Regions from separate parts of the Mus musculus genome. Here all the other regions are linked to region 3. A link is a loop called in an ENCODE intact Hi-C map of the cell type or tissue named here. Cell type or tissue: left cerebral cortex. All regions are shown on one strand.

Region 1 (4,000 bases), 200 kb after region 3:
GTGTTTACATACATACATACATACAGCAGTGCACACATGAATATCACAGGGCAGCCTGTGGGAGAGGCTGTAGGGATGGAACTCAGGTTCCCAGGCTTGGCTTCAGGCACTGAGCTAGCTTACCAATGTGGATGATTTTAAGTAATCATGAATAACCCTGTAAGACCAACCCACAGTACTCTCAGAATGGCAGGCTTCTCCTTCAGGAATGTGAGCAGGTCTGCATGCTTGGATCTAAGCAGAGCCTGTTTGATACGGCCACACTATGCAGAGGTTCTGAAAATGAAAACATGGAAATCTCTAAGAGAATCACAAGATTGTCTCCTAGCCTCCCTTGCAGGATAGGACCTGGGAGATTTGTGTGAGTCACCCTGTTTTGTTTTGCTTTCCTTTTGTTTAAAACAATGTTTGCATGATGGGTGGGCAAGCAGAACGTTCACTTGGCAGATGTGAATAACTTTGTAACTGGCTTCAAAATCAGTTCGTTGTGGAACCTTGTAGCGTCGTGGTGTTTGGGCCTATCTGCTGCTAGTAAGTAGTCTACTGACTGAGCAGGACTTACTTGGAAACTGTTCTTCATAACTCTGTCTGGGAAGCTGGCGCTGTATCATGACGCGTCTCTGTTCAGGGAAAGTTTAACAGGTGCCAATATGGATTTTGAGGGTAATAGAGGTTTATGAATCAGTTGACTCTGGAAGATAATAAGAGGTATAGAAACAACCTTTTAGCTAAAGTTCAGAGGATGTGTGTGTGAATGGAGGTTCAATCAGTAATCACATCAGAGCTTGCAGATGGATAGACGACTAATGCCTACTAAGTAAAGATGGAAACAAAGGGGAGGAACTGAAAAACCCCAGCAATTGCTTGGCTGATATCTGCCGTGTCAGAATTTTCTGTCTTTAAAGTATATAAGAATTTGTCCCTTCTTGGTCTTTTTAAGATAGTGCTGTTGTTTTGTTGTTTTATTTTTGTTTTTGTTTTTTTCTGGTCTTACTATTCTCATTACAGTTTATACCCAGTATGCAGAGGTTTGCATCAATTAATAAGCTGAGGCCTATTAACCAGCCATTGGCCCCTTAGCTGAAATGCAAAGTGCCTACAAGCATAGTAAAATGTATAGCTATCAGCTATCAAAATGTGAACTGGGCAGTTACCTTTGGAATTTTTACTGTTATATCTCTCTATTTCTGTTTTTTAAATCTATTCTTGTGCCTACTTGTTGTTCCATAATTCTTGGAGACTGTATTTTTACTATGTTGCACACTTCAGATATTGTAAAGAGTCAATTGTTTCACTACTGTGATGTGGGGGCCGGATGCAAAACAAACACAAAACCGGAAAAATTCACATCAAGAAGCTTAAAAAGTACACCTGCTTTTTTCTCAGAAAAAAGACAATAAGACTTACTGCGTAGATCTTAGCTCTTATATTCAGTGTGCTAGCCACTAAAATAAAATCTGCGTGTGTTATCTACATAGAAGATAGAAGAAACACACATCATCTCATTCTTATTCTTTCATACCAGCAAGGGTAAGATCATTGTCTACCAGTGTACATTTTATACTCTGTAAATATGCTGTATCTATGAAGATCTGCATATTGTGACTTAATGGCAAGCAGTTTGCCACTTTGAAATTATCTAAATATCAAAGAAGTCCATTCTCTAAATAACCTGTCAGCTAAATCTCACACAACAGTCAGGTTCTTTGTTTACATGGTCATAGATTTCACCTGATCTTACAGTAGAAATCTATTTGTGGTTTGTTGGTATAAAAGTATATTAGTTCAGTCACATTTCTTATCAGACATCTTCAAATTTATACCAGTTAATTATTCAGAATGTAATAACATAGCCCAGTTCATTTGGTTCATAAGATGATATACTATGCCACAGATTAAAGTGATAAAGCTGTATCCATTTGCTTTCTATTGCTATGACAAACACCATGACCACCAACACCTTGAGGAGGAAAGTGTTTATTTTATGTTACAGTTTATAGTCAATCATGAAAGGCAGTCGGAGAAGGAGCACGGAGGCAGGAGCTGAAGCAAGAGACAGAGGCAATGTGCAGCCTACTGACTTGTTCTCCATGGCTTGCTCAGCTTGGTTGTGCCACTGCCCAGGGGTGGTATCACCCAGAATGGGGCTGGGCCATTTCTACACATCAATCTTTCATCTAGAAAATGCTCACAGGCCAATCTGATGAAGGCATTTTCTCAGATGACCAGAGCTTGTGTAACCTGGATACATTGTCAGTTTCACCGTTAGATCTCTTAATTCTGTGAGGTAGGTCATACCCACTTTGGAGCTTTTTCTCCATCAGGCCTGAGCTTCCTCAGGCACTGAGCTGATCTTTAAGCACAACAGGAAAGTCCTGCCCACAGCCAGCAGCCAGCCCTGAGCACGGCACGCTCTCAGAAGCGCGTGTTCATATTGCAGTGATCTCTTTTATGTTCAGTTGTTGTAAAACATGCAGATGCCATTACTTCCAATTTCTTAAACTGCTAAAGTAATTCAGAACTACAGAATTCTAGTTTCTGAAACTTCTGGTTTGGGTGAGACAGAACAAGAATAAATTCCTGACCATTTGTTTGTTCTTGGTCTGAAAGTGTGCTGCTCACAACTTTAAGTCAAAGCAGACTTGACTGCGCCTACCTTGGTATATATTTGTGAGAAAAACCTGGGAGTGAATACTGATCGCCTTTCGGTTCTGCAGAACTGTGGAAAATGCACTCTAGACCACAAACAACATAGCTAAGACATACTGTAGAGGCTGGGGAGCTAATATGTGTGGTAAAATCCATGAAGACATCAGCTCTGGTGGATCCCTGGGGCTTTGTAGCCACCTAGGCCAACACTGTTTGGCAAGCTCCAGACCTGTGAGAGAACCTACCTCTCCTCCCAACCCTCCAGAAGGTAGCTAGCTGGTGAGTGCGCGAGTACACAGGGATGCACGGGGAGAATGATCCAGATATCTCCTTTTACTTGTATTTTAGTTATGTATAAACATTGCATATTTCTCTCTGCAGTTCTGCACAGATCTACTTTTGAGTGTGCAGAGTCTCAGCCTTCCTATTGTTTGGGGGAATGAATGTCTTTCTCCTTTGTCTCCAAATAAGGAAATAAGCATGAACCAGTGGGCTAGACAAAGCAAGGTTGTAGTGCTGCGCTGCATTCTGACTTCTCTTCCTCTCGTATTTCCCTGTGTTAACATACCAGCAAACAGCCAACTATTCGGCTGTAATCCTTTCATGGACACATCATTTCAGAGCCTCTGAAAGCCCAGAACGAGAAGATAGCCAGCATGCATCACTGTGTGTTCAAACTAAGCTTTCCGTCTTTGTGTTTAAACTAGCTTTCCGGTCTGTGACTAAGCATGGTGCCTTCGCCATGATCCTTGCTAATGTGCACATCTAACTGACTAGTCCTTTTGGCTTGGTCATGGTGACTTACAGTATTTTCTGTATTGGGTTTGTTTTGTTTTGCTTTGCTGTTAGTATCAAGGTACTTGCCCCACACCTAACCCAGGCCTTCCTCATATCAAGATGGATTTCCCAGAATTAGTTCTCATAGACATCTGTCCTTCAAGCTAAGTCTGGAGTTGATACATTAGAAGACAGAGCAGACATTTTTAATACAATTGCATTTATACCTCTTTAAAACCTGCCAAGCTGTTTCCTGTGCATTATGACAGGGATTATAGCTTTGGCCAAGACACTGTTTCTGGGTTTGCAACCCAAAGAAAGAAGAGATGGGCTGTCACTGCTAAGAGGATGGAGACAGAGTAAGAATTCTCCTTTCATGGTGTTGAAATACCTCCCCTGGACCTCTGAGTCCTTATCACATTTACAGACAGTACTGAGCAAATACAGGACAGTTCCCCCAACAGTTCAGAATGTCTCTGTGTTAATTGGATCTAGTCTAGGATATGCCTTTGGTTGGATATACTTCAGTACTGCATGTGTGTGTGTGTGTGTGTGTGTGTGTGTGTGTGTGTGT
Region 2 (4,000 bases), 470 kb after region 3:
ACAGCAAAGCTGGACTTCATTGTTAAATTTAAGAAAACAGCCTATGGTGCATGACATGCAAGAAGGGGCGGAGTTAGCGAGGTAACTGGCTGAGAGGCACCACCGTGAATCCCCAGATTCCTCTGTGGACTCCCCCCTCTCTGCAAGGCGTCTCCCCACACTAGTCATATCCCATGGCTGTGGATTTCTGACATGCTACATAGATACATGTGCCACATGTGTTTATTGAGCTCACATTATCAAAGAAAGCACCAACTGCTTGCAGAAAAGGAGCTGAACTCTTGGATAAAAGCACAAGTGAGATTTTTTACTCTGCTTTTGTGGAGTTTTCCCGGACTTGTTTGAAGACAGAGGCACATGGCCACTTCAGATGTAGAGGGTAGAGGGCAGTCATAGGGCAAGAGGAAACAACAGAGCGGCAATGGGAAGCCAGAAGGTTGGGGACAGTACCTATGCTCTACTCAAGGCCCTCCAGGACCCTGGATCACGCTCTCTGGCTAAGGACAGTGGAAGGAATCACATGCAGAGGTTCAGGTGCGATGGATATGCGCTAGGATTGCAAGTGAGAAGTATCCACTGGGCATACACTCTCACAGAGCTCCTGCCTGTAATCCTTAGTGTGCTAACGGAGTAATAGCTACAATAAACACTGTCTAGTAGTTGTCGTGCAGAGCAGGTGATCTGGGAGTGGTTCCTAGGTGGGAAAGAACTGTGCGCTGATTGATGCACAGGACTACGTGGCTGGCATATGGGAACTTTCTGTTGAGCTGAAGATTTCTGCTGAATCTTAATGCTGCTCTACAAAGTAAAATCTACTTCAAAGAAATACAAAGAAAAAGAAAAGGAAAAAAAAAAAACTTAAGAGGGAGAAAAAGGGCAGGGTGACAGTTGGCACTGATTTTTCCGTTTACAGAGAGAGTGTGTCCCTGTTCTTACACCTGGGGCCAGTCCACTTCTAACCAAACAATCCTGGTTTGTGACTGATACAACAGTTTATGTCCATTGCTGGCTACATAGATGTTGGAATGAACAGAAAGTGGGAAAAGTGAAAGTGGCTACAGGGCGTGGGTGTCTCTGTTCACACCTGGGTGCCGGGTCTGAGCAGCTGCCTCTGCTATTGCTGGACTGGAGGCGCAGGTCTAGTGCGGTCTGTTTCACGTCTCTAGACTGAGCAACCAAATCACCCCGCCTAGTCTTCTGGTTTCTGAGGGTTTGGCTGTGCACAGCCCAGCACCTGTCAGAGCCCTCCACCCCAGATCATCCCCTTATCTGTCATGCTTTTCTGTGCTCAACGTGGTATTTCCTTTCCGTTGGACAGGAAAATGCCCAGATCATCAGGGAAGTGGAAGTAGACAAGGTCACTGCACTCTCTAGAGACCAGGTGGCAGCCATCAAGCAGCTGTGGCTGGATCCCGGAATCCAGGAGTGTTACGACAGGAGGAGGGAGTACCAGCTGTCAGACTCTGCCAAATAGTGAGTACTCAGCCGGCAGCTGCTGCTAAGCCAACTCTGCAAGGCTTCACTTCCCAGGAGGCAGAGAGGCAGGGGGTGTGGGTGGGGGTGGGTGGGGGAGTGAGGATGTGTGTGGGTGGGTGTTTCCCCTGACCTCCTGGCCTGCTTCTTGGCCTCTTCTCCCCTAATTCTCTGTCCCAGATGTCCCTTGGGGTTAGCAGCCACCTTCTCTCACCCAATTAAGTTGGAGATTCCTTTAGTGGAACGGATCTAAGTTTTGGAGCAGAGGTTATGATTTAAGCAAAGAACACACCTGCCTGTGGTTTTTCCGCTTTCTTCCTCTCTGTATCCCTCTGGAAACTGCAGGCGGGCTTAGGCTTTGCTTAAATTGGTTGCCGATCTTGTAGTGCCCTCTAGTGATAGACATTGGCATTGCAAGACCAGCACACAGGCCTCTCGGCTGGCTTATTTGACCCTCTCAGAAAGTCAACCACTTAATGTATTTGGGATCCATAAAGCTTTAGATTTAAACCATCAACATCATCAAAATTTCTATCGCATACTATCTTGGAGATATCACAACATTTCTTCTTTCTTAAGAGTCCCCTAGGGCTGGCTGTGACCCACAGGTGACTGAGCACACAGCTTACTTCTTGGGGTTGCAGCTTGTTTATGCTCCTGCAGTTTGGTTCCTCCTCCCAGGACCACGAAACTCCCCAAACCCACTCCGTTCCTTTTACATGTTGGCCTCTTCCTGAACTAGCTTGGACTGGACAAAGCAGCTGTCAGGGAAGGCATCGTTAAGGCCCATGGCTTTTAATGACTTTGCCTAGACATTTGTCCCATGCAGCACTCAGTTCAATCCAGCTTGGCACAATTGATCTAATTACATCAGCAGAAAAGCACGATGTCGGGGGGCAGGGTGGGGGGAGAAGGAAAGAAACCACTAAGACGCTAGACTGGCAGCAGAGAGGGGAGGAAGCTAGCCTCCCAATGAGATGAGCATTCTGTCCAAAAGCTAGTGGGTTCTCCTGTTTCCTCCCAGAAGCGGCCCACTGTTACTGGCTCTGAGATGAGCCTCTGGATTTACATCCATTTGGAGAACGCTTGCCAGAATGACTGTAAGATTAACTCAGCGTAAATCTTGAAAACAGAAGCAAGTCCGCTCGCTGCCAGGCGTGTGAGGGGTGACTGGGGAGGTGAACAGAGTTGTACAGAAGACAATAGCATTTAATAAGGGAAGTAGTTGCCAGCCTTGAGCGTCATGGATATGGTGGTTACATGCCTAGCTACCAGCACTGGAGAAGTGAGAGCAGGGGGTCAAACATTCTTAGACATTCTCAGTCAGGTGAGTTTCAGGTCAGCAGGCAACCTGAGTTAGACCCTGTCTCAAAATAGCAAAAAAAGCAAAATGAAACAGAACAACAACCCCCACCCCCACTATGACATAAGTTACTTGTGCATTTTCTTGGTCCAAGTCAGTGGTTCTCAGTCATCTGCTAGTAATGTCTGCGTAATTAGATGTCATTTATACTGTGCAAATGAGTGTACCAGATAGTGTGCTAAGGGCTATGTGGCAACCAGTTAGTGACCTCTAATCTCAGACAATGTAGTCTGCTGGTTCAGTCAATCAATCAATTAATCAATCACTGTAGTGTGTCTTCCTTGCCTCCCACTTAACCTAATTTTGGACCGCTTTCCAGAGTCCCTAGCAGATGCTCCAAATCACAAATGATACTGCATTCTGTATTTGTTCTTTACATACATAAGCATGATAAAATGAACTTATAAACGTAACAGCAAGAGATGGACACAGGCTAAAACTAAGGTAGTTAAGAATAGAGCTACTCGTTATTGGCAGTGTGACCCCATGACACAGTGTGAGAGCTGCGACAGCTAATGAGTGACTGGCAGGTGGGCAGTGTACACAGTGTGGCTACACTAGAAAACGTGTGTTTCCCCCCTTGGCACAGCCACCGATGTTATCTTACTACTCAGAATGGCACTAGACTGAAAACTTATGAGTTCTTGTCCTTAGCTTTGCAGAACACAAAAATCATTTCAAAGACGGATCATTTATTTCTGGCATTATTTTCACATTTCCTAAATTTGGGTCATAAATGGCCATGGGCATTTGTAAGCGTGAGGTGGAACATTGGATAAAGGGAGAAGACTGAGTGCAGTAAAATAATAAGCTGGGGAGCAGGCCCAGCATTTTAAATCTCTAGGTGGTGCTACAGAGAGCAGCAGAGCCACCCACTCCATTGCTAGTGAGGTCTTTTGTAAGGACTTGAGTGATTAAACAACTTTTGAAGACACAGTCTGGAGCCTAGGCTGGCCTTGAACTCTCCACATAGTTCAGCATAACCCTGAACTTCTGGTCCTCCTAGCTTTCCTCCTGAATTCTGGGATTGCAGACATGTGCCACCACATCTGTTGTAGAAGGTGCTAAGGAATTACCCCGGGTTGTGTGCATACCAGGCAAGCACTCTGACACCCGAGCTTCACAGCCTGTCTGAAGGGCTTTTGTTTTTGTTTTTGTTTTTTT
Region 3 (4,000 bases):
TACAAATCAACTCCAGTTTTTTCTTCTGTATCCGTCCAGAGCTGCACCATGCCTTAAGACCACATGCCTATAGAGTTTGAGGACATGCTGTAGGCCCCGGGTGCTCCTCACTGCATCTTTACTGTATTTAAGCAGTTAATCCCTGCTTGTTGATTTAATGAACTGGAATTTTGTAACATGAGCCCTGTTCGGTTGCATAATTTAGAGTCTATTCTTCTAGAGCACACTCAACACCACTGTGAGTTTCTGTATGGACTCCATTTGTTTGATGTAAGTCATAGGGACACTTGCTTAGCAAATGCTTTCCAGATCCATCAAAGGTTTATGCTTGGAATTTTCTCTTCCTGTTTCCCTCTTGATGTCCTTATATAACTTTGTCCTGTGCATTGCTGGCATTCCTTACTTCCTGATTTCTTTCCAGTGAGTGATACGTTGATTTTTTTTTTTTTTTTTGTCAATTTAAATATCTGTACCAGGGCATGTCCCTGGGGCTGAGACAGAAGTGACAAACAAAGAGGTCAGTTAAGCAAAATATATTACTGACACTTTAAAGGCACAATTTGTCTCAGGGGCTCCTTAGGAAACCAGACATGAAATGTTGATCGTTTTGTTTTCCAGCTTGTTGTGTCTCTCTAGGACACACACACACACACCCCACCCCCACCCCCACGAGGGGGGGCTGGGTATTACTTGCAATTCTTGCCCAATTCTTCTATTTTACATTTCTGCCTTGGACTCTGAATCTTTAGTATCTAAATATTCATTTTCACAGCTAGTCTACACCAGCTCTGATGGTATTCATATAAAAGGGGTGAGAGGTTCACCTTCTTTGCTTCTTTGCTTCTTTGGCAAGGTATCTTTTTTAAAAGCAGAGTATTACATACAGACTTTACGTCCACAACTCCATCTGAGTCCTGGCATAGAGGCTGAATGTATGCATGCAGTGTATCACGGGGGTGGGGGGGTGGGGGTGGGGGTGGGGGTGGGGGTGGGGGATGGGGTGGGGTGGTGGTGGTGGTGGTGGAGAATAAGGCAAACCAGAGGAGAGACCTTGAAGTCCAAGACTTGTTTCATTCTTAAGTTGCAGCAATGGGTATGATCTTACATTGCAGCCCAGATCAACAGGAGCAGTTTATGAAAAGCATGAAATGTGGAGGCGCCCACTTCTATCTATAAAGTCAGGAAAAATAGTACGATTCTCCTCTTGATGTTTGAGACACACTGAATTGAATGAACCTTTTTTTTTCCCCAATACAACCTTGAATGAACAAGATATTTTCTATTTATTAGTAAACCACCTCAAATTAGAAGTATAAAAACCAAATAGAATTTTGCTCCAATGATACTAGTTTCTTCACTTTCTCCTATTTTATTCTCTCTCCCTCCCCCTTTTCTTTGCTACAAGGTCTCATACTGCTCAGGAAGCAATTCTCCTGCCTCAGCCTGTGGAGTGTGGAGTTTATGGGTGTGAGCCACCATATCTGTCTCTTTCATTTCATTCTGTACTACTTGGCGTTCTCCCAGAAGTCATCCTTAACTGTCACGGTGTAGAAGGGTCAATCCTACATTACCAGACTGTTTAACGTAGTGTGCTGGTAGGAAAACAGAAACCACCTCAGTGACCCGAAAAGTTGGAACGGATCAGGAGGCTCTTGGAAACTTGGGCAGCTTCTTTTTTTCTCTTTAGGATTCAGATTCCTATCTGGAGATAAGGAGGACAGTTCCGTCCACAGATCCCTCAGTAACCCCCAGAGAGCCAGTGACAATCCTTTCTCTTCCCTAGTAAAGAGCATCCCATCTTCTAAGATGGATCTTGGGTCAGAGGCCACTCGAGGCAGCTTCTTCCCAATGGCGTTTTAGAAATAGGAAAGGGCAGCCCGGCTGCAGAGAGGCCCGGAGCGCAGCGCGTGGGCTCCCGGCAGGGCTCCCGCAGCGCCAGCGGCCAGAGGGCAGGCCGAGGCCGCCATATTCTCGCCGACCACGCCCCGGCAGCCCAGCGGCAGCCGAAGGTCGGTGTCCGCCTGCCGGACCCGCTCCAACGGCCGTGACCGCCGCGCCGGAGCTCGCACAGAGGGAGGCGGCCGGCGAGCGGGGCGGGCAGTCGGGGGCGGGGCGAGGAGAGCGCGAGCTGTCCAGGAGGGGCCGCGGTCCCGCCCCTTGCGCTGTGCCCGCCCCCTGCGCCCGTCCTCCTCCTCCTCCTCCCGCCGCCGCCGCCCCCTCCCGGATCTGTGCTCCAGTTCAGAGAAAGGAGAAAATGTGTGTGTGTGGCGAGGGGGAGGGCGAGCACTGAGCAGCCGCGGCGCGCCTGGCAATCGGGCCGGGTGGGCGTCCGGCGGAGGCGGGGGCGGAGGCGGGGAGCGCGCGGCGGCCGGCTGCCCGGTTTGCGAGCGAGCCGAGTGGGCGCGGGCAGGCCGAGGGCGCCCGGAGCCGAGTCAGGCGGCGGCGGCGGCGGCGGCGAGGAGCGGGCGCGCCGGGCGCGCTGAGCCGTCGGCGGTCGCTCGCTGCGGGGCCGCCTCGGTGGATGAGCTCGGGCCGCTGGGCGCACAGCCTTGGGCAGCGTCGGCGGCGGCGCCTGGAGGGCCGCGCGCTCTCCGAGAAGGCGGCGTGTGAGCGCGGCGGGGCGCGGCGGCCTTTCCTCGCGCGTCCCAGGCTCCCGGCCCCGCTCGTTCCCGGCCCGCCTGGGCTGCGGGCCCGGCCGCCTCCTTTACCGCGGCTCCCCTGAGCTCGTCCCTGACGCGCGCCCGGGCGGCGGGGCTCCGCGGCCGCCGCTGCCTCGGGGGAGCGAGGGCGGAGGGCGTGTGTGCGCGCGTGTGAGCAGGGCGCCGGCGGGGCTGCAGCGAGGCACTTCGGAAGAATGACTCTGGAGTCCATCATGGCGTGCTGCCTGAGCGAGGAGGCCAAGGAAGCCCGGAGGATCAACGACGAGATCGAGCGGCAGCTGCGCAGGGACAAGCGCGACGCCCGCCGGGAGCTCAAGCTGCTGCTGCTGGGTGAGTGCGGCCCTTGGGCCCCGGTACCCCCCGCCCCGGCTCGCCGCTGCCCTCCCCACGCGCGTCCCCGGCCGGCACCCGCACCCGCACCCGCGCGCGCGCACCCAGGGGCCGAGGGCCGGGGCTCCCGGGCGCGGATCCGCGGCGTGCGCCTTTGGTGTCAGCTAGGGCCGTGCTCGGTGCACAGCGTCTGCGGGACGGCTGAGCGTCCGCGCGAGCGGCGCGGGTGGGCAATGGCGTGCAGTGCGGTGGTCGGCCAGCGTCCATTGTGGCGCGTTGTGGGGTGGAGAGGGAAGGGTGGAAACGGGGAGCAGACCCCGGTCTGGATTCTGCTAGGAAAGGTGCTGAGGAAGCCTTGGCTGGCGCTCCAATAAACCCGGGTTAACGTACTGGGCAGGGGCGGGGCGGGAAGACTAGCCCAAATGTGCTATACTGTAGCCACCAGGCCACTGACAGGAGTGACCCCAGAGAGTTGCATGGCCAGTGGATGGTGACAGGCGTCTCTATGAACCATTCCTTCCGGATAAAGATGAAGGATCCGGGAGTGTTGTACTGTGTGGTTGTTGACAGCAGACGGGTGTCTTTTGTTTAATGAGGCGACCCAGATGTATGCCTGAATTCACAGCAGTTTCTACTGGAAACCAGCGCAGCCTCTCAGTTACTCTCCTGGAAACAAACAGAAACCTTTTGTTTAAAACGGACATTTTAGTATCTTGCCATCTGGGCTCCAAGAAAAAACGGGAAGAGTGAGAGAAAATTTCCCTCTGATCGCGTTTAAAAAAACAAAACAAAACAAAACAACAACCCAACATTCTCCCTTAACATGAAATTAGCAAGAAAATGCTATTTTCAAATAGGAGCTATATTGATTATTATCTCCGAGAGAGTGTTCGGAATCAAGCGATCAGGGTCCATGTACAAGCTAGCATGACATAACTATTGCTATTGTGGTAGGAAGCAAGAACTGCTTTGCAGGAACAGGCCTGAAAAATGTCTGCACTTGTGTTTAT
Region 4 (4,000 bases), 210 kb after region 3:
AGCTCTCTTATGAGGCAACTCTTATAAGAGAAAGCATTTAATTCGAGGCTTGTCTGCAGTTTCAGACATTTAGTATAACCATCACGGCAGGGAGTATGGTGATAGGCAGGCAGGCCTGGTACTGGAGAAGTAGATGAGAGCTACATCCTGAACTGCAAGTAGAGACAGACAGACAGACAGACAGACACACATACACACACACACACACACACACACACACACACACACACACACACTCACAGGACCTGATTTGGCCTTTTGAAACCTCAAAGCCCATTCCTAGTGACACTTCCTCAAACAAGGCCATATCTCATCATCTTTCTGAACACTACCGTTCCTTGGTGATTAAGCATTCAAATATATGAGCCTGGGGGATGGGAGGAGGGGGTGGGATGTCATTCTTATTCAAACCACCACAGCCTGTAAATGTTTTGTCTTAACACATTGAGTGAGTTGGAAACCCTTTTTGGGTTGTAGGTTCTAAGTGTTAAATCATGAACACCATCTTTAAGATAGAGAAATGGAATAGATGTAAATGCAACCAAGCTGCAAGTACCAAAGACTATTATACTCAGAAGAATCACTGTCTTATGGGACCTTTGTTTCTACTCTGGGGTGGGTGGGTGTGTTGGTTGGTTGGTTGGTTGGTTGGTTAAAACAGGGTTTCATGCAGCCTAGGCTAACCCCAAATTTGTGCGTAGCCAAGGATGTGCTTGAGTGAATTCCCAATTCTACTTCCACCTCCCAAGGGCCAAGAGTGTAGGCATATGCCACCATGCAAGTTCCGTTCTAAAGTGTGTGTGTGTGTGTGTGTGTGTGTGCGCGCGCGAGAAGGTAGTTTTCTTGTTGCTCAGACTGTTCTTTGTTCTCATTTTCATTTCGGCAGTAGGAGGAAGGGGGCATGGAGCCTGGAGCAGTTACAGTACATAATTCTTTCTCTGCTGAACTTAGGCTTTTGTTGTTGTTTTGGTTTTCCCATAATTTTTTATTATTTATATATTTACATTCCAAATGTTGCCCCCCCCCTTCACGGTCCCTTCTCCATGAGTTCTTTTCCCCTTCCCCCTCACCTTTGCTTCTGAGAGAGTGCTCCCCGCACCCAACCACCCAACCACTCCATTTCACCCCACTAGCATCTCCCTTCCCTGGAACATCAAGTTTCTACAGGATTAAGTGCATCCTTTCCCACTGAGGCCAGACAAGGCCGTCCTCTGCTATGTATGTGCAGGGGCCACCGACCAGCCCATGTATGCTCTTTGGTTGGTGGCTTAGCCTCTGAGAGCTCCAAGGGGTCCAGTTACTTGATACTGTTGTTCCTCCTATGGGCTTGAAATCTCTTTCAGCTCCTTCAGTCCTTCCCCTAACTCTTCCACAGGGCTCCTGACCTCAGTCCAATACTTGGCTATAAGTATCTGCATCTGTCTGAGTCAGCTGCTGGTAGAGCCTCTCAGAGGACAGCCATGTTAGCCATGTAGAGCCATGGCGCTCTGCTTCATTCTGTCCCTGCATTTCCTTTAGACAAGAACATGTGATGCTTCTGTATTTTCCTTTCTGTTTAAAGTTACATTAGCTGTGTTCCTCCTGATTAGTGCACACTGTTAGTACACGTAGTTTACAACTGATCTGTGTGTTTGCCCCAGTTACTGGACTAGTGTGCCCAGTGAAGTCATTCAGAAACTGTCATTGAGCCATGGCCATCCTGACTGGTAGCTTAATATAAACCCAATGGCCCCCATCTCACTACCTCCACATCCCTTAAATAGCTTGCCGACAAAAGGCAACATAGAATCCAAATGCTTCCAGCATGATTCCCATCTGTGCTTCCTCTGCCTTGCATAGAGTTGCCCATAGAGCTGGGATGCCACAACTTGTAAAGTATGAAGGACTGGATTTGAAATGGCCTGTTTTATGATTAAATTGCCAGTGCTCAATAAGAGTCATTTTACAGAGACACAAAAAATAGATAACCTTTGTTCAGTTTCAGGAAAATAGCCAGACTATTGTCAGAACAAGAGATGTTTAGAGCCTCTGGCTACCAGAGACATGGTTTGGAATTTCAGAAGCCAGGTCACACCTAAGTAGAGCGGATTCCAGAGGGAGAAGAGGAAATGCAGCCCTGCTCAGAGAGGAGCCTCTGTGCTCAAGGCTTGTTGTGGACCCAGGACAAGTTTCTGGTGTCTGTGCTTGACTGATACCTGGTCTCAGTTTGTGGCGGCTTGCAGTGGGAAGTAGCATCTTTGCCTGTCCTTCACAAACACTTCCGGTGTTGGGCACATAATGAGTGAACCATCCCATGCATTCCACTCCTACCCAGCATAGGTCCTGGGTATGCATCACGAGGCACTGGCTGATGTTTTCATTGCAGTTGCCATAAGTACCATAGGTTGTCTAAGACCCACAGCTCACTAAAGATACAGGCCTCAAGATGACCAAGAGGTCATCAAGATGGCCATTTGGCTTAGGGCTACTCAAAGTGTTTAAAACAGCATTGAAGTACGCCTGAAGAACAAGTTCCTAACCTGAACATCTATAGGTAGGCGTCTTCAGAAAACATCCTTAGAATAAAGATATGCCTCACAGAAAATGTTCTACTGGTGTGAGGGCCATTGGCTTTAACTGGTGGCTGTGTTACAAAGAAACTGGAGGTATGGAGCAGCGAGTGGCAAGAGGTGACTGCAGGTCCCAAGCCCAGTGTTGGGCCCACAATCTATTGCTGCTTGGTAGGCTGAGAGGAGGCTGTTTCTGGCATTGAGTTGAACATGGAATAAGAAGGCTCTGGCACTTTCTATTTGTTAAGCACCTGCCATGGTCTAGGGAACATGACCTCCATGATCCATATGGATCTCCTGACATGATGCCCCATCACAATAAAGGAGCTTAAGGCTTGAAGACCATAGGGCTTTCTTGAGTCATTCAGTGTTCATTTCCTGTTAACAATGCAGAGTGCCTCAAATTCCAAAGGAGCAGTTGTAGGACCTAGTTATTATTACATATATCCCAATCCCAGATCGGCTACCATCAGTGTTGGAGACTCTAGGGCCTCAGTTTACTTGGCTGTGTTTGGGTTAAAGTAAAGGTTCACTCTAACTAAACACATGAAATAGGACAGTCAGTGGCATGTTGTTGGTGTTACATAAGTGATTATTATAATGTGATGGTGATAATTCCAGATCCAGAAAGATGAAAATCTAGTTCCCTTCACAGTGTTGCTGTTTATCCAGAGCCCAGACTTAAAAGCTACAGCTTCAGAGCATTCACTTTCAGTGAATCCCCACATGCAGGCCTTCTTTCCAAGGCCCATGCCAGGGGCACAGACGGTAGGAGGCGGGCTGCATGACTGTGAGATCTAGCAGTCTTGATTAAGTGTTAGGCTAGGCTAAAATAGAAAGAAAACCCTATGAAAGCAGACCACTTCGACATAGAAATTGTTCCTTCACTTCTAGGCAACTTTGTTGTCTTGCTCTGTGTGTGTGTGTGTGTGTGTGTGTGTGTGTGTGTGTAAAAACAGGAAAATGCATCTCCTGAGATGTCAGTATTCTCATCCCATTTTACCAGGCTGTACTACAGGCCTTAAGAAGAAATCTGAAAAATAAATTTTGAGTATTTAACTTTATATAAGAACAGAGAGCATTTGGGAAAGAATTTGGGAAGACACAGTAGCTGTGTCACTTTTGGTTGATGAGCCATGCCTTTTGTAGACCCTCAGAGGAGCATCAGGAGTAACTTGTCACACACAAGAGCAGAGTGCACTTACTGGAGCAGTAATTCCTCTGAATATATCCTGTCCCCCTGTGTATGACATCTCCAGATGTTACTTTGTAGACATATGTGGGCTGCTGTTGGTAACTACAGAGCGATTTATATCCACCCCAGCATCTGAACACCTTGGAATTCATACCTGTAGCCCACCAAGCTGGGCATTTGCATAAGATAAGCACATTTCTCTCATCTGGGTCAGACTCAATGGAAAGCAGACTGCTCCCCACGCCCACTGTGATAG
Region 5 (4,000 bases), 120 kb after region 3:
ATCTATTGATAGGATCTTTCTGAATAGCTTTAAACTAGGTTGGTCTGAGTGCTCAGTGATCCTTCTCTGCCTGTGCTTCTTTCTGCAGAGCCAAGATCTAGGCATTCACCACCACCTTCTCCTTGGCTCCTCCTCCTCTTTGTCTTCCTCCACCTACAGCACTTCCTTCTGCTCTTTAAAATACAGCATTAAAATACTTTTGGATGAGACTGTTAGGATATGTGTGCGCACACGGTGTGTGCTTCTTTTGCTGCACTTTTCATTTGGATTTCAGTGTTCTCGTTAGTGTTCTGTGCTCATCCTCCCTTTTGAATAGTCTTTATTATCCTGACTGCCCTTCACTGCATCACCAAGGTAGCATGGAATCCGTGTGTCAAAGCATTCTCTTCTCATCTTGCCAGTCTCTGGACATACGGTCCCTGCAGGAAGCTGTGGCTCTTGAAAAGGAATGACTACTCCTGTCCCCTCTTCCCAGGGAAATTCTTATTAGCTCTCAGTCATACAGCAATGTTTTTAATGGACTTGTTTCCAACTCTATTTCTTGGCCCTCTGTGGTTTCACAATTAAATACAATCATTTTGGGAAAGGCTGGGTAAAATCTGTTGTAGATATTACTTACTAATTTGGGGGAGGGGGTCCAGGTAAATCAGTGAGGGTCTTCCATTAAGAACCTCTTAGAAATTGGACAGGAACTGTGGAGAATTGTGTAAATCATGCAAAGATGTGTATAAATTGTCAGTTACATTGGAAACAAAATTAAGATATATTATTTTAGCAGAATTAAGATACATCATGATTGATATAAGTACGTTGGTATTTTATATACAAATTTAAATTGAATATTACAATAAAGTATAGCATATATAAACCAATACACGTTTGGAGTGTGTGTAAATAAGCAAAAGGGATAATCAGTTAGACAGATTTGCTTGTTTTTGTTTAATGTGTATGATTTAGTGTGTTAAGGATTTCTGCATGTAAAATTAGATAAATTGATTTTGAAAGAACCTTTCTTCTGTAAACAGAAAATTACTCCAGTGATCAAGGCAAGGTCTTTAAATGGGATGAAATGACAATTTATTAAAATTTCTAGCTTTTGAAACAAGACTTGGAAAAAGCTTATATTAACTTTCTTGTTGTAAGCTATATTAACTTATAGAGAGATCTTAGCCCATTGGACTTAGAGATAAGCAATACTTTCTGTTGACAGAGACACTAGCCATGATGAATTTATCAGAGACTTTGGTAATAATAAAGAGAAAATACCATGTATTTCAGTCTGTTACCAAGGGCCTAACAGCAGCACACACAGAAAGGATGGACGTCATGTGCGCACTGGACTGTGGTTCTAGAAATAGCCCAGGATGCACCGTTTACAAAGGCGAGCGACTAGCAGAAGCATCCTTACTTGTAAATTCAAGCAGTATTGAGGGATTTTTTTTGAAGTATTTTATTCAGTAGCTATGTTTTGAGTAAAGAAAGTGGAAACAATTAGGTGTGTTTAAATGCTCATGTCCCCCAGAAGGAAGAAAGCATAAGGAATGTAAAAAGACCGAGGAGCCAAGGTTTGGAAGGTAGAATTGTCATCACTTTCCAGTGAATTGGGACTCTCTTCTGCTTCTCACCTATTTTCTGCTCTACAAGAGAACCACCATCAATAAGCTGTCCTAGACTTGCAAGTCCTGCCTGGTGATTGTGTGGAGATGCTTGCTCTGCTGCCAGGCTTCAGAGACAGGGGCCACTGTCTTATCATCCTTGCAAGCCCAGCTGTGCATGTCTTTCCCAGAGCTCACATTCTTCCCAGCACTTGTGTTATCACTGTGCAGAACAGACTCAGCAATGCTAACTCTAGATCTAGAATACGCTTCTGTTTCTCTAGGTAGTCAAGGCCCCAAACATGGGATCATTTTTAAATAAGTCTTTGTTTGTTTTAGTTACAGATTCATTTTGTGCTAGAGGATGAAGGGGTGACATGAGAGAACACTTGAGTGTTCTTTCTCACTTTAGCAGTTAACCACTTTCTTCCTTGATGTCACCTCCACCCCCACCCCAAGGTCACCCAGTAGTTGAGGAGAACTTTTCTTGCCATACTTTCTGATTGGTTGTTTCTCTGAGAATACAAGGTTTTGAAGGCTGAGTTTCAGATGCCACCTGGCAATCCTCTGAAATCCATGCAGAAGCTGGAAGAATCTAGAAGTGGGGTGCTTTTTAACCCTAGCACCTCTTGAATCTCTTAATTGTTGTGGCTGTAAGCACGTGCTTTTGTTGGTACAGATCATGTCTATTGACAGTTATTAGATTAGAAATTAAAGTTGTGACTTCACCCAAACAGCCATACACAAGTACCTGTTCCACACGCCTTCAGAATCATCGCATCGTTACACATGAAGTCTATGGAAAGCTCCTTCATCACCACAATGCTGTAGCCGTGACACAGTACATCGTAGTGCGAAAGTAAACAGGATACTCACACCCTCCTGAAGGTCTTACAGTCCCCAGGATACCCTGTCTTACCTTTAAAAGTACTAATGGAGAGCAATAGCTAGGAAAGATGACTGTTACATGCATAGGACCTTTGGTAAGTACTTTTAAAAGGGTGTGGCAAAAGTGATAAATCCTGGGCAATAATAGTAAATAAATGTGTATGTTATTTATCTGTATCTATATCTATAGCCTATCTATCTATACACAGAATATGTATATAAGTACATGTAAGGTATATTTATATATGCTTATAGAAGTATATTATGATATTATATATTATATATTTATAGAAATTGTGCTAAAATATAATAAAATATCTATATTTATGTAATAGGATTATAAAGATATATTCATAATGACTTGTGACTATATTGTAATCATTTTTTTATATTAATGTTATTAAGAATATACAAAATAAGAATAAGAATGTTTTTCTTCATCTGGTAGGATTTTATGATTATTATTCTCTGAACCCTAGGTTTGGCTTCTAGAAGCAGACTAGCCATATACTTCATCAAAATGTTTCCCCCCTCCCTTAGTTGGTGTTCCTTATTAATGTCTATGGGCAATATAGAGATGAAGAACTTTTCTATTGCCTTTGTGAATAAATTAGGCAGTTAAACAGTGATGGCTTGTATGAATCCCAGTAGTCTGGAGCTGAGCCCTAAAAACTTGGGACGTTGTAGAGTGAGTGACAAGGTCAGTTTGTCTGTGGTCTTCTCAGCTTTCTGTCACATTGCTGGTCTGCTGAGTCCTATACTAGTCAGGTAAGCAGAGGTTTGGGGAGTTCTCCCCAAATGTGTGAAGCTCCACTCAGCTTTCCTAGCGCCTGCCTCTCTTTATGTCCTGAAAATTACCTGCTTCCCCAAGCTTTGTCTATCGGGGGAGCCGGGCTTTAAGCTTTTGTGTAGCATATGTGTGTGTATGTGTTTTGTGTAGCACATGTGTGTGTATGTGTTGATTGTTAAGCTACAGACAGAATACAGACAGAATTCGGGCTGTAATTATCCGATGGCAGGAATGTGAATGTTTCACTAGTCAGTTTGGGGTTGGTTTGTTTTCTTTTTTGTTCACAGACTCTTTGTTTTCAGCCAGTGGAATCCATTTTTGAAAAGAATGTAAGAGCCTCTGGGACATTTTTCTGAGCTGCAGTGATTCATGCTTCCACTTTCTGAAGGGAATGGCTAGAATGTAGATCAGCTAGTTAAATGCGTTTTGCCTTTTTCTGAAAAGCATAGTCACTGCCAAAAAATTCCAACTTTTAGTAAAGTTATGTAAAAAGTATCTTTTGAATCTTCTCCAGCTTTATTTTACAAATAAGAAACTGCTGTTGCCATTCATTTTAAATCTTGAAAATATTATTTAGATCACTTTGATAAACTACCAAACTCTACCAAAAATAGACTTTAGAGGATATGAATGTCAGAGTTTATTGAATTAATTTATTTCCACCATCAGACTCATTGGCTGTCTGTACTCACCCTGAAGGATATGCACCCAGACAGCACAATAAAAC
Region 6 (4,000 bases), 66 kb after region 3:
TGCCGAGGCAGAGGTGTCCTAGCATCTAGTTTTAAGGCTGTGGTTCTGTAGTTTGGTGGTACACACGCCTGAGTCTTAGGGTCCTGTAGTTCTGCTAGTCAAGAGACTAGCTTTGCCGTGAATTGTATCTATGGGCTTAGACAAGTTATTTAACTTGTCAGCATCTGCAATCATTTTCTATTTTAACAATGATATATAAAATTACTGCAAGAAGACTGCTTCAGTAAATCTAAAGATTCATTTAAAACACAGACTTTGAATTGGGCGTGGTGGTGCCTGTCTTTCTTCTCAGCCTTTAATCCCAGGCAGAGGCAGGCAAGCCTTTTTTAGTTCCAGGCCTGTCTGGTCTACATTGAGAGTTTGAGCCCAACTAAGGCTACATAGTGAGACCCTGTCTCAAGAGTAAACAGACAACAAATGAAAAGCAAAACAACCCCCACAAACTATGAGGTGTGGGATTTTGTGTGTGTGTGTGTGTGTGAGAGAGAGAGAGAGAGAGAGAGAGAGAGAGAGAGAGAGAGATTGATTGATTGATTGATTGATTGATTGATTCTGGGCACCTCCAAGAGGCTGTAGTCATCAGGGAGAAGTGTGTCAACTACATTAACATTCTGGTGGGGGAGTAAACTCCATTTTCACACTGAGATTTCCAGGGTGGTGCCTCAGATGGAGTTACAGGTTGTATCAGATGCAGTTCATTTGAGCCACTCTGTCTCTTGAGATTCCAGGGCCTGGAATTTCATCTTATTATTATTATTTTTTTTCTTAATGAAGAAATAAACAGCTGGGAGAGAGTTATCTGGAGACTAGTGAATCGCTCAAGGTCATGCATGCATCTGTCTTTTAAGCAGCAGACCTGGCCATGAATTCCGAGTGCTTGGCTCTGGTGCTCCTTGCTGTTCTCATGATGCACAGTGTTGACATCACAGGCTAGCTGGTCAGAAACGCAGAATCCCAGGCTCTACCCGAGAGCTGTGGAATCAGAATGGACCTTTCGGTAGCATTCCCAGGGGTTGAGAGGCGTTGCTCTGAAACACTCTCCTCCTACCATTTATGTGCTGCTGCTCTGAAGTCTTCCTAGTGTGGATGGGAGGAGTGCTGGTGTGAATGTAGGCATTCAGCAGTGTGCACTTAAAAATTATTACTACGTGAACTCATCCCCACCTCTCCACCACCCCTGCTCCCCCAAACCCCTCTACACATATACAAGTCTTTATCTATTCTTTTGACAGGAGGAGAAGCAGATTATCAGGGGGAGACGTTTATTCCCAGACTTCATATATACACTTTGTCTCTTGTTTCTTGCATGCGTACACATTACGTGTGTGCATACATACATATAGTAGCATTTGGCTTTGTGAGGCTTACACACTTTAAAAAAGACAGAGGACATTGCTGGCACCATTCCCGCCATGGCTTTTTGCACATTTTGTCTCCTTTCAGGTTGCTCCCTACTTTCTAATGTGCTCTGGGGGAGTGCAGTCTAATCAGTGCTCATTGCCTGCCTCCTGGTGGAAAAGCACTGACAGGATTGATCCTGGTCCCTTGCTCCCTTCCAGTAAGCAAATGTCTTTCTTGTTATGTAAGTAACTAATCTAAATGTAATCATATAATAGACATGGAAGGAGCAGCCAACTGACCTTACATGAGTTGGCCAACTTAAAGGACAAGAATGAGGGAGGTGATGCTAGACAGAGAGGGATATTTGGGTAAAGGAAATAGGCAGAAAAAGGGCTGTAGACCTAAAAGGGCCAGGCTTATTCATGGGGAGGGGTTGGGTATTGCCTAAAGGGCAAATGAGGCTACATTGTGCAAAACTTTATTTACCATAATAGTGGTAGAGTTTTACTGTGTGGTAGCACCCTTGGCTAAGGCCTTAGCTCTGTTTCATCTGTAAACAAAGGGTTTGAGGTAGGCAGGCATCCGTAGGGACTGGTGCCGCATAGAGAAGTTAGCTGGTTTGCTCTGAGCCATAGGGCACTGCTTCTTGCCTGCTTCCAGGCCTGCTTGAAGCTACACTGTTCCCACAAAATGAAGAACTGCCTCAATGTAGAAAAGTCTAGCTTAATGTGTTCATCTTCGCTTTGCTCTGAAAGTTTGATTTTTCTCAGCAGTCCAGTGGTAGAGCCCGGACTTGCTTGCTTGTTTGTTCTTATTTGGGATGGTCAGCACTCCTGATCTGTCCCCGATGTGGTTTTCTTTGCCTGGTTTTTGTTTTTGGTGAAGTGGAACTTTTTAAGGTTTGGACTCGTGGGAGTAGATTCCTAGGGACACCTGGGCAAGATGTGGTTGCTCTGCTGTTTGTGTTGATGGTACAATACTACCTTAGTTCAGCCAAAAAGCTTCTTTTGTCTTCAGGTACATTACTAATAAGGATATTTTGTTCACCTTGAAATTCCCAGAACTTCCTTTTCTACACACATCAGACACAAAGGTGCTCTGTTGTCTTCATTTCAGTGACAGCCAGCAGTGGGGTTGCTATTCTTTAGTTAGTAATGTCACCACCTCAGAGTTTGGTCTTCTCTCTGCATCTGCTTCCCCCTCCCACATGACTTTGTCCTATGATTTATTAAAGAAGAATTCTGAAGCCCTCTTCCTTTCCTGACAGCAGTGAAGCGGGCTGCATATTCTGTTTGGTCTGACAGTGAGTGCATGTGGCTCAGGATGTGTGGTGATTGCTTTGAGTGATGGGGAATTAGTTAGAGGATACAAACGTAGGCAGTTGTCTCACATTGGTAGATCTCAGCTTTCTCATTTACAAAGGAAAAACAGCTAGGTCTCTAGCTTTTGGATGAGACCTTTAGAGGACCCCCCCCCCCCAGATAAAGCCTTAAATTCACATTCTTAAGATACAAATTCTTGGCTGTCTTTATGTTTAGTAGTCCTATAAGTTCATATTATCTATTTCCCAGGTTCCAGTTTATTAATAGCTTTAGTGAATTGTGAATGGCAGTTTAATTAGATCACCCATGAATAATTAGGGCAACTACTTTTTTCCCCAAGAGGATATTTTCATTCTGGAATATGCATCTTTCTTTTAACCTAGGTAATTAAACATTTTACAAAGTAGGGAAGTAAGCTTTGCTACCTTCCTTTCAAGCATGTTACTTTTTTTTTTTAAAGCTACATGCACTTTGAATAAAACAGCTTTACAGTTTCTATCTATTTTAAGTGCTGAGTTTGCAAAGCTCATAAGTGAATTTTCATTGAAACATTCCTGTCTCAGTCCAGGCGTGGTGGTCCATGCTTGTAATCCTAGCACTTGGGAACTGAGCAGGGAGGACTGCCATCAGTCCAGCACTGGTCTAGGTTAGGTGAGCCTCAGACTAGCTGGAGCTATATGATATGACTGCCTCAAAAATAAATAAGTAAATCAATGCGTTTCTTCCTTTAAGGAGGAAATGATAACATAGAACAGAAAACCAGCCTTGCTTGATGGCTGGCTTCCGGTGAATACCTCATGAAACAATTTGTATTTGGCTTTGTAGTATTTTTTTGTGCTTACATTGGAATATGGGTGTGCTTCAGATTCTGGGAATTACAATACTTAAAGTAAATAAATAAGGAAGTTGCACTGTAAAAATTGATTCAGAAGGAACCAGAAAGCTGACAAGACAAATAGACCTTGTTCTTCTCCAAATGCCTTGCTGAGTTTTCCCTGTGGAAGGCTGAAACCCTCTATAGTCTGGGTAGCAAATTTCACCTCTGAGGAATGGATGTGTCTCTTTTCTTTTGCCAGCTACTTAGGTCTCCCTGAAAGGAACTGAATAACTGAACGCTTAGTAAAATTTTCAGTACTCTCTCAGGATTGAACCCAGGACCTGCAGCATGTCAATTAAGTACTATACCACTGAGCTACAATCTAACCTTCTAACCCTTGTTTTAATCTTTATTTTGAGGCAGTCTTCAGCTCAGATTGGCCCTGAACTGTCTTGCTTCAGTCCCCTTAGTTCTGGATTTGAAGACTTGTGCCACGAAGCCTTTTTTGTTAGACATTGGA
Region 7 (4,000 bases), 130 kb after region 3:
CATTGGTGCTTAACAATGTAAAAAGGAAACTGAGTTATCATCCTGTGAGAGGGGTTCAGCACCATGCCTAACTTCCCAGTATGTGGGTGTGCCTAGTTGGAGGAAGCTGGCTGAGGCTTTGTTTGGAGTTGAAGTCCTGCCACTCCCTGTAGGAAAAGGAGCTCTACACACTGCTTGCTGTCCTGCTCCTGAGAGGAGACCAGATATTTCTACCTAAGGAACCTAAAGACCCCAATCTACCTGCCAAGTCCTCATGCCAGTTTCCTTAACATTTCAGGGGCAATAAAACACAAAAGCAGTAGTTTACTGTTTTATGTTTATTGGTAGGCATACAGGGCAAGTATTTGGTTTATATTTCTAGCCATACCACCCCAAGTTTTAAATACGTGAAACAGTGATCCTGGTAGTCAGAGGGGGCAGACGATTTTACAGCTGGCATGTAGTTAACTGGTTTTCAGAAACACTGCTGCATATCGGGAAATGCTTAGTGTATGGGCCTCTGTATTTCTCTCTTCTCTCCTGCTGAAGAATAGCAGTAGTGAGGTGAAGCGAGTAGACAGGCCCTACTGTGCTGTGTTTGATTCCCAACAACTGGTGTGGTCAGTAAGGCCCTCTGTTAAACCACGCCTGTGAGAGATTTTATTATGTGAAAGATTGAGGGGTGCCATTCAGCACGACTCCTGATTCTGGGGGAAGCAGGCTGGTTTCTGAGTACAGTTTCTGAAGCTCTTTCTTTATATTGTACTTGGCTTTGATCTGTAAGAGTAGATATTTTCCAAGGTGTTTGTCCATTTCAAGCTTCTTGAGGGAAGCAAACACAGGAAGTAATTAGCAGATGAGTCAACGAACTTGCTTGTGGTGCCCACCCAGGCTTTAGCCTGATAGTTTATCTGCGTAGATAGTGGCCTCTGCCAAAGGTCTGTAGGGACAGCAGAGCTGGTGCACTATGGCTGAGCCTAGTAAAGATCTAGGCTGCATTTATATGTACCTCTTCCCCATACCCTGAATGTGTGGGTTAGCATAGCCGAGAGCTTCTTCACTGAAGAGGCTGTGTTGTACAGAGATGTCGTTTCTGGCAACATCTAAGTGGGTACAGATCATGTGTCTGTCTAAGAATGGGAAGAAGTTACTTATAGAGCAACAGTACAGCTATCTTGACTCTCCTTTGTCGCAGTGAACAATCTGCTCCAGCTCCAGCAGAGAATTCAGTTTCTAGTCACATTACTGGTTCAGAGAATCACATGGAACCAACTGTCTCACCCTTCCTGCTGCTCTCATGGTGCCGCCCATGTTCTAATAAGGTTATTTTAAAGCTGAGATATATTGATTAGCACTCCCACCGTGAATGTCTGAAGAGGTATAACATGTGTTCAAGGGAGTTCTAAGGATAAAGGGATGCATTTCCCAGAGGCTTAGTTAAACACCAGTTAAAATGGACAGTCCCTTTTCCTTGCCTCAAAAAATTATTTATTTTATTGTATGGGCATGTTGCCTTGCATGTACATCAAATGTATGCAGTACCTAAGGAGTCCAGAAGAGGGCATCCCCTGGAACTGAAGTTACCGAGTATCTTGAAGCCCCTATGTGCTTGCTGGGAATTAAGCTTCTACCTTTTGGAAGAGAAGCCAGTGCTCTTAACCACTGAGATATCTCTCCTGCTCAGTCTCTTTATTTTACACACTTAGCATCTAATTTTACCCTCATACTTCTAGACGAGTGGGATAAAGAGGTGTATGTAGAGATGGGGTAGGAGCTAGGAGAAGATAGAGTGAGAATGTCACCAAACCTGAGCCATTGCCTTTTACCCAGAACAGCAGCAGGTGTTAGAGTCCAGAAAAGGAAGTAGACCTGGGAAGGAAGACTCATTTTTTTACTGTGTTTGTCAACTTACCTGAGGCCAGTCAGAGACTAATAGTTGTGTGAACTGTCCCTTGTAGCACAGCTACTTGATAAAAACAGGCATGGTGGATGGCATTAGTAATATTCCTGATAACCACGGTGGCCATGAGCTACAGGTGTAGATGCCACAGATGTTGGGCTATGTCCATGGTTTATGTAGTGCCTAGCCTCAGCTCTGCTTTTAGATATCTGTCTTTTTCTTGGCTTCAGGCCCAGAAGCAGCCTTGTAGCTGATAGCCACTGTCATTCTGTACACATCATTTCTTCTTACCCTGCTCTCTCTTCCCAGCCTCCACCCAGCCTCACTCCAGGGATTCTAAAATGCTCAGCTCTAAACTCTCATTTGCAGTAAGCAACTTAACAATTATATTTCATCATTGCTTTCATTTGGGAGAAGTTTTTAACTCCTAGGGGCACTACAAATAAATATAAAATAAATATGCATTTCTGTTATTAGCTCTAATAGGGAATACATACTATTATTTCCCTTAGGGTTACAGCCAGTCTTCAAAAAGGATAATAAATATAATAAGGTTTCTTTTCTTCAGAAGTTCATCCACCCTGGAGCTGTCAGCTGCCATTCCTTGTCTGTGAAAACAAGAAGATAGTTCATACTGAAATTGTCCCGGTCCGTCAACTGGCTGGCCTAAGTGGGGCTTGCAACACGCTCAACACCTGGTGGGAAGAGTACAGACCCTGCTCTGTTGCACTTTCAGATCCTTGCCTCCCCTGGGAGCAGATTCTGCTGCCTGGTCCCTCCCTCCCTCCAGTGTCTTTATGAGAATGTCCTCATGACCTGGCCTATCCTTTTCCAGATATGCCTCCCGCAGACTCCACCTTACACTTCCTCTTCTTTCATTGTCAGCGCTGGCCCCTGAGAGATGGCACTGTCAGTGTGCCAAGCTTTCAGATAGAGTATCAGCTTCTTATTCCCAACGTCTCACTCACGCGAATCAGTATTGTATCTACAGAGGTAGGTTGCTGCTTAAAATAGTCTAAAACCTTAACAGTCTTTTAAAAATGTTTCTCCACTTTTTAAGGCTTATTTTATATACATACATGTTTTGCCAGCATATATTCATGTGTACCACATGAGTGCCTAATGCTGTAGAGGTCAGAGGAAGTGTTAGATCCCCTAGAACTGAGTAACGGATGGGCAAGCCACCATGTGGGTGTTGGGAATCCAACCTGGATTCTCTGCAAGAAAGAGTAACACAAGTGTTCTAACCCGAGGGGTCCTTCCAGCCGTCTTAACAATCTTTTTGAATGTGATCTTGGCCTTTTTCTTTCTCTGGGCTTTGGTGTGGTGTTCCTATTTGTGGAACAGTAGATGGTTAGATGATCTCTCTGTCAATCAAACACATGTGTGATTGAGAATTAAATGTGTCAAAATATATTAAAGCGTGCTTTTATTCTATAGCTCATAATAAATTGTGTGTTTGCATTATGAGTTTCCTAAAATGAAGAACAGTGTTCTATGGGAGAGCTGTGTCATACGCACATTTAGCATATGGCAGATTCCATTTATACACATGCTGTTCCCTCCAGAGCTAAGCCTTGGCTTGTATTCCTCCAGTGAAGGGAAGCTGCAGCTGAAGCACTGCTGTGAAACAAACGGAACTCTCACGTTTGGCTCTCAAGCTTCACAGAGCTTAGACCCTAGTAGTTCAATGGCAATTTGACCATGATTTTAGAATGTTTGTAGAGAATGTTGACCATTTGTACTTTTGGTCTGCTTGCTTTCTGTGTTCTGAGGCTGGAGTCACTCAGCTAGGTGCTGGGCGGGTGCTGTAGAAGTGTTAACCTGAAATAGAACCTGTGACAGAGACAATTGCTACCCAGGAAGTCTTCGTGGACACTTGTGTTACCTATTATTCGATTTGAGTAAATTACTAAAATGTATTCCTTATTAGTCCTGGAATAAAATAAAGTCCCAAACTCAATGTGCATGAGATCATTTGGGGCATAGGCAATGTTTTGTCCAAGGTTCCAGTTGCTCTCCTGCATATGGCCATTTATGGCAATGCACATACACCCTGGGAAAGCTCAGCACTGCTTAGGGTGAAAACAAACAAGAAAAGAAGCACCAACCTAAAACTCA

The links. A loop is a pair of places that touch in the nucleus more often than their neighbours do. Peaks named below come from ENCODE experiments on the same cell type or tissue, not always from the same donor. Only the 100,000 strongest peaks of a DNase experiment are listed, where the experiment ranks them.
Region 1: it touches region 3 in a loop (3-fold over the local background); 29 of 42 quality-filtered maps call a loop at or near these places.
Region 2: it touches region 3 in a loop (2.9-fold over the local background); 7 of 42 quality-filtered maps call a loop at or near these places.
Region 4: it touches region 3 in a loop (2.9-fold over the local background); 18 of 42 quality-filtered maps call a loop at or near these places.
Region 5: a loop joins it to region 3, with 9 times the contacts of the local background. A loop is called at or near these places in 4 of 42 quality-filtered maps.
Region 6: it touches region 3 in a loop (2.0-fold over the local background); 10 of 42 quality-filtered maps call a loop at or near these places.
Region 7: it touches region 3 in a loop (4-fold over the local background); 4 of 42 quality-filtered maps call a loop at or near these places.

The regions. Positions count from the first base shown.
Region 1 is chr19:16,335,210-16,339,209 of GRCm38, forward strand. The region is part of intron 5 of Gnaq (guanine nucleotide binding protein, alpha q polypeptide); the gene reads left to right. Among named protein-coding and RNA genes, the nearest start is that of Mir496b, 22 kb to the left of the region's middle. In left cerebral cortex, no CTCF peak of the experiment used is centred here; no DNase peak of the experiment used is centred here.
Region 2 is chr19:16,597,622-16,601,621 of GRCm38, forward strand. It overlaps Gna14 (guanine nucleotide binding protein, alpha 14), which reads left to right. Exons shown (of 7, transcript NM_008137.4): 3 at 1,319-1,473. Among named protein-coding and RNA genes, the nearest start is that of Gm41811, 16 kb to the left of the region's middle. In left cerebral cortex, CTCF peaks have their summits at 1,884 (motif pointing left) and 3,663; DNase peaks (open chromatin) are centred at 1,430 and 1,849.
Region 3 is chr19:16,130,472-16,134,471 of GRCm38, forward strand. It overlaps Gnaq (guanine nucleotide binding protein, alpha q polypeptide), which reads left to right and starts at 2,213. Exons shown (of 7, transcript NM_008139.6): 1 at 2,213-2,990. The coding sequence starts at 2,855. In left cerebral cortex, CTCF peaks have their summits at 2,065 and 3,196; DNase peaks (open chromatin) are centred at 2,195, 2,927 and 3,438; H3K4me3 peaks cover 2,695 bases; H3K27ac peaks cover 2,528 bases.
Region 4 is chr19:16,343,931-16,347,930 of GRCm38, forward strand. All of the region lies in intron 5 of Gnaq (guanine nucleotide binding protein, alpha q polypeptide), which reads left to right. Among named protein-coding and RNA genes, the nearest start is that of Mir496b, 31 kb to the left of the region's middle. In left cerebral cortex, no CTCF peak of the experiment used is centred here; DNase peaks (open chromatin) are centred at 1,772, 2,101, 2,988 and 3,248; H3K27ac peaks cover 1,952 bases.
Region 5 is chr19:16,247,479-16,251,478 of GRCm38, forward strand. The region is part of intron 2 of Gnaq (guanine nucleotide binding protein, alpha q polypeptide); the gene reads left to right. Among named protein-coding and RNA genes, the nearest start is that of Mir496b, 66 kb to the right of the region's middle. In left cerebral cortex, no CTCF peak of the experiment used is centred here; DNase peaks (open chromatin) are centred at 213 and 3,635; H3K27ac peaks cover 49 bases.
Region 6 is chr19:16,196,886-16,200,885 of GRCm38, forward strand. The region is part of intron 1 of Gnaq (guanine nucleotide binding protein, alpha q polypeptide); the gene reads left to right. Among named protein-coding and RNA genes, the nearest start is that of Gnaq, 66 kb to the left of the region's middle. In left cerebral cortex, a CTCF peak has its summit at 1,518 (motif pointing left); a DNase peak (open chromatin) is centred at 1,486.
Region 7 is chr19:16,259,094-16,263,093 of GRCm38, forward strand. The region is part of intron 2 of Gnaq (guanine nucleotide binding protein, alpha q polypeptide); the gene reads left to right. Among named protein-coding and RNA genes, the nearest start is that of Mir496b, 54 kb to the right of the region's middle. In left cerebral cortex, a CTCF peak has its summit at 1,531 (motif pointing right); DNase peaks (open chromatin) are centred at 99, 1,130, 1,531, 2,074 and 2 more places; H3K27ac peaks cover 3,053 bases.